Linked DNA regions of Homo sapiens: region 1 is linked to region 2. Evidence: chromatin loops called from intact Hi-C (ENCODE). Cell type or tissue: endothelial cell of umbilical vein. All regions are shown on one strand.

Evidence for each region. A loop is a pair of places that touch in the nucleus more often than their neighbours do. Peaks named below come from ENCODE experiments on the same cell type or tissue, not always from the same donor. Only the 100,000 strongest peaks of a DNase experiment are listed, where the experiment ranks them.
Region 1: it touches region 2 in a loop (5-fold over the local background); 22 of 110 quality-filtered maps call a loop at or near these places.

Annotation. Positions count from the first base shown.
Region 1 is chr11:35,942,924-35,945,423 of GRCh38, reverse strand. It overlaps LDLRAD3 (low density lipoprotein receptor class A domain containing 3), which reads right to left and starts at 1,362. Exons shown (of 6, transcript NM_174902.4): 1 at 1,280-1,362. The coding sequence starts at 1,325. RefSeq lists a silencer at 1,012-1,451. In endothelial cell of umbilical vein, no CTCF peak of the experiment used is centred here; DNase peaks (open chromatin) are centred at 1,003 and 1,593; H3K4me3 peaks cover 1,540 bases; H3K27ac peaks cover 909 bases.
Region 2 is chr11:35,615,097-35,617,596 of GRCh38, reverse strand. No RefSeq gene overlaps it. Among named protein-coding and RNA genes, the nearest start is that of FJX1, 2.1 kb to the left of the region's middle. In endothelial cell of umbilical vein, a CTCF peak has its summit at 1,252 (motif pointing left); a DNase peak (open chromatin) is centred at 1,216; H3K27ac peaks cover 81 bases; H3K27me3 peaks cover 263 bases.

The DNA.
Region 1 (2,500 bases), 330 kb before region 2:
ATCTAAATGGGGTATCAGAGGAGTGGAGATGATGTCATGGGTCTGAGAGCAGGAAAGGCTGCCCAGTGGGCTGTGAGGATGCCCAGGACCAGGGACATCAAGGAAGAGAGGAGATATCCCTTTAACGCATTCATAACTCCAAGGCACAGCTAAGAATGAAGTGAGCCTCAACTTAGCAAACCCACAGGCCACCAAAGACACCTCGACAGCCAAGCTGCTAGAAGCACTTGGCAAAATAGGGCAGCTATTGGACATGTGGATGGCACAAACACCAGGCAGGCAAGATTCTGCTGAAGAAAGTTCACTGGGCCCTGTCACCCACATTCTAGGCATCAGATGCCCAGAAATAAACGTCAAGGGGCCAAGGGCGGGCCCAGTCCAGGAGGGACAGCTGACAGCTGTGGGCGGCGGGCAGGGGCAGAGGAGGAAGGGCTCCCAGGCTGGAATTCGGATCATGCCCACATCAGCAGAAAAGTTCCTGGGAACAGCACGCTGTCTGGAAGGGAAAGAGGCTTGCTGCGGTCCAGGCCCCGGGATGCACACGCGGTGGTGATGCCAGGTTCAAAGGGCCGCCGGATGAAGCCCCGTGTCCTCTCCCAGGGCCCCTCGCCGGTCAGGGCGCCCATCGCGGGGCAAGTAGGGTGGTCAGACGTCTTAAATAAAGCTTCGGTTCCCAGGATCAGTGGGGAAAAATGAATTCCCAGATCCGGCCTTGCTTCAACTCACTTTACCCAAACCAAACAGTCCCAGAGAGGAATGAAAGGAAGCAGCTTTGCTACTCCCTCCGCGGTGCAGGTGGGGAAACTGAGGCACGGAGTGCACGCCAGAGACTCGGGAAGAGGCCCAGAGGAGGCTAACGCAGCCGCGCGCGACCAGGCGTCTGGGAAGATGAGACCAGGGAAGAGTTCTCTCCTCTCCTCTCCTTTCCTTTCCCCGCCTCCGTTCCTCAACACACACAACACACACACAGCCACACTCGAGCTACGCCCAATCGGGGCAGCCGCCGGGCTCCCCAGACCCGGACTGCACACAGAGCCCCGCCCGCGCACACAGCACAACACGACCCGGCGCGCACGCCCACACAATAGGACGGCTCGCACCCCGCGGCGGCCCCTCGGCAGGGTCCGGGCCAGCCCGGCGCCGGGGTCCGCCCTCCGCGCTCACCCACGCCCGGAGAGCGGCCCGCGCCCGGGAGAGGACGCGATCGCACCCGGCCGCTGCGCCCCGCGCCCCGCGCCCCGCGCCCCGCGGGAAGTTCGCCGGCCGCCCCCCGACTCACCCGCGGCGCTGCTCAGCAGCAGGCACAGCGGCCCCAGCAGCCACATGGCGCGGCCGCCGCTCCCGCTGCCCGGCGTCGTTGCTGCCCCCGCGGCCTCGGCGCTGACCCCGCCCCTCGCCGCGCCGTCCCCGCCCTCCCGCCTGGCCCTCCTCCCTCCCGCCTTCCCCGGGCCCGGCCCCGGCCCGGCTCCGCTAAGTTTTGCAAGCGCCTGGGCTGCGCGTGGCCACCCGCATGTTACCCTGGGTGTCCTGACTCCGAGGGGCCGCCGAGCGCGGCGGAGGGTTCAGCCTTTCGGTCTCTCAGCCTTTCAGCCTCCCAGGTCTGGCCGCGAGGATCTTCTAACAGCCTGGGCTCTGTTCTCTGCTTCCTTTTGTCCCTCTCATTTCTGCCTTTGCTTCCACACCCAGCGAGATGCAGCGCCCAGACCAAAACTTGAGTTCTTTACTCAAACTACAAAGTGAGTTTACTACCGAGAGAGAAAAAGTTAAAATAAAGGGTCAAATCTTATGAGAAAATTGTAGTATATTTTTAGTAGCGAGTGTGGAATACCAGTGCTTCTCAAACTTTAATATGCATCCGGCACACTTGACGATCTTGTTAAAATACTGACTCTGGTTCAGTAGATCTGGCGTGGAGCCTGAGATTCTGCATTTTTAACAACATGGTGGCTGATTCCAAGGCTGATGATCCGGGAGCCACCGGTAAGAGCAGCTGACACCTACCATGCACACAGCGTGGACCACATGAGTTATTTTGTCTGCATAGTGTCCACCTTGACCTGTTGAACGTTTGGGACCCAATTTGGAAAAAATAAAATTAAAAAAAGGAAAAGGTCATGAAAGGCAGATACCCAAATGCAAAAAATATAGCTGCACCAATGCACTTGCTTCCAGAGGGCACTGGTGAAAAGCCCCAAAAGACTTAGATGGTGGAAGAAGGGGATGACACTTCTGTGCTCCACTCTCTCTGATCCCCCACCCAAAAAAAGCAAAAGACTAACGCAAATAATTGCCAAAAACTGGAAACAACTCAAGTGTCCATCAATTGATAAATGGATCAATAAATTAAAACTTTTGGGGGCAGTGGGACTGTTCTAATCTTGATTATAGAGGTAGTTACACAACTGTATACATTTGTCAAAACAATAGAACTGCATCCCTAAAATCCACCCCTCAAAAGGGTTGAGTTTATTTACACAAACTCCACCTGGCTGAAAGAAAG
Region 2 (2,500 bases):
GGGGAGAGGGGAGTCAGGGACGACTTTTCGAAAGAAATGATACCGTTTTGTCCATGAGGAAACTGAGGCACAGAGAAGGGATGGGTGTTGCTCAGGATTGCACAATTAGCAAGGGGCGAAGCTAAAAGTCAAACTCAGGTCTCCTGGCCGCATGCACTTGATTTTCCCTCCATTAAGAAAGATCAGTATTTTTTTTTTAATCAAGTCAGCATTCTCAAGTTTGAAATTCACTGTCATTTGACCACTTTGTTCCCCAAATGTGATTTTTCAATTAAAAGGATTTTTCAAATGGAAAGGAAAAAAACCTCAATCCCATACTGCATTTGATTTACTGCTTTTACGATTTAAGGGAAAAAGAAATGGTGGTGGTGGTGGGGGAGGGAGGTGGTGAAGGAGCAAAGAAAACAAAATGAACAACCTCTTCACCCCAACACATCTTCCAGCCACCTCTGGGTTACATTTACCAGGAAAACTTGGATGCCAGTCGGCCCTCCCTTACCTCTCTGTATCAGAATGAGTCCCAGATCCACACTGAGATTCCCAGGGTAGACACAAGATCAGGGGCATGGTGGAATCCACCTCTCAAAGGCCAGAGTTTGAAATCTGTTTCCTTACATGGTGTGTATCTTTTCTCTCCTTTCATCTTCCCATCAGGTGCACATGGGGGTTTTCAACTGGACTACCTCATCAGTTGGCACTGATTATGTTTTATTCTCCAAAGAAAAAACGTTCTAGGGTGATAGAGCGTTCCAGGGTGATAAAGCAGACACTCTTATGTTTATGGCTGAGCAGAGGCATCAAAAAACCACATTTGGAGTATTGCAGCACTGACCCAGGATACAGTCAAGTGTTTTCACTGGTGTGGTTAAGTACATACTGGATGAACTGTTGAATCTGTTCCCAACCACATGGTGGCTATACCATGCCATTTTATAACTCTTATCTGATAATGAGATTACTATGGCTCCCATATGGTTGCATCGAAATATATTAATCCATTCAAAGGTCTTATTTTTTTGGCCTATGTAAGCCCCTCCTCATCTTTCCCTAGCAGGCAGGGACTATGTCTTATTTTTTTATTTCTTATACCACCTAACATAGTATATTACACTAAATAAGCACTCAATAAATTTAATTTTTTTGTCTTTTGGTTTAACTTCTACTGGGATATATATGTATTTATTTGAAAGGCAGCCTCTTTCAGCGTGGGCAAACTATAAGCAAGATCGCCACCTAGTGGGCATAAGTAGAGTATCATCTAATTGGAGAAAAGTAGACATTTTTAACTGGATGATTAATTGTTGAAGTTAAATTCGGAAGACTATTAAATGTCTACTGTGTACCAAGCTATGTCCTAGGGGATATGGAGAAATCCAAAGTAGTTGGGGTCTCTGTCTTTTTGGCTGCTAACAAAAGCTGTAAGTAACTACCATTGTAAACTTCCTGGGGAGTCTGTCTTGTCCATTGTTTTATGGCTGCCTGGGCACAATGCCTGGCACTTAGTGTGTGTTCAACAACAATTTGCTGAATACATCGTTAGAATGCTAATGAGATGCAAGTAGCATGTATCAAGTTTTTTTAAATTAAATACCTTACTACTAAATAATGCAAAACAATTTTGTCCAACGGTTGTGAGTTATTGTTCAGCTGATTAAAGAATACAAAATAAGAACTTCCACTCATTTGAAAAAGAAAAAATATTGGTGAGGGTTTTGCATGATAGATGTGAGGGGAAGCACATGATTTTAATTCTGGGAGGGCTGGCTTCAAATCCAGAGACTAGAAATCCTGGAATCTCCTAACCATATTGCTGGTACTGATGAAAAAAACCCAGACTTAAATAAATTGACTAAGATCGTACACCTCATAAGATGGACTAATTTTATCATTGAGCAGCCCTTTGCCTATAGCCATAGGACTGAATGCATCATGTACCAGAACAGGATGCATTAATTTGTTAAACTTTAACAAATTAATTGAAATGCAGAAATACAGAAAACCAAAGGAACAAACACTGCCCCTTCCTCAAAGTGGAATGCAGTTTTGGAATGGTATTTGATTATTTGAGACAGGGTTTAAAAACATGCCTCTGTTTAGCTGTTAGATGAAAATACTCCCATTCTCCTTTATTTTCTGGACTGAGGACACTCCCCTGCCACCTGTGGCCAAACCACTTTGGCTCTGTGGGGTAGCATAGTTAATCACCTCAGTCACTTCTGCCCTCTGGCAGTTGCTTGGGGATGAGAAATCCATTTGCACTTTTATGACTTTCTTAATACTCCTTAGAATTTATCCCTGAGCCTGAACTTCCAATATCTTCAAACTTTTCCACAGTCCTGTTTGAAGAATGATCTGGTTCATGTAATGGTGCCTCCTGGGGGAAAGAGAGGAGGTGGAGTTGAGGGTTGGAAGCAGGGGAGGAGGCTTGGAATTGGAATATTTTCCAAGTCTGGCATTAGCACTTTCTGGCTTGTTCCTTGTTCTAGTTATTTACTTTCTG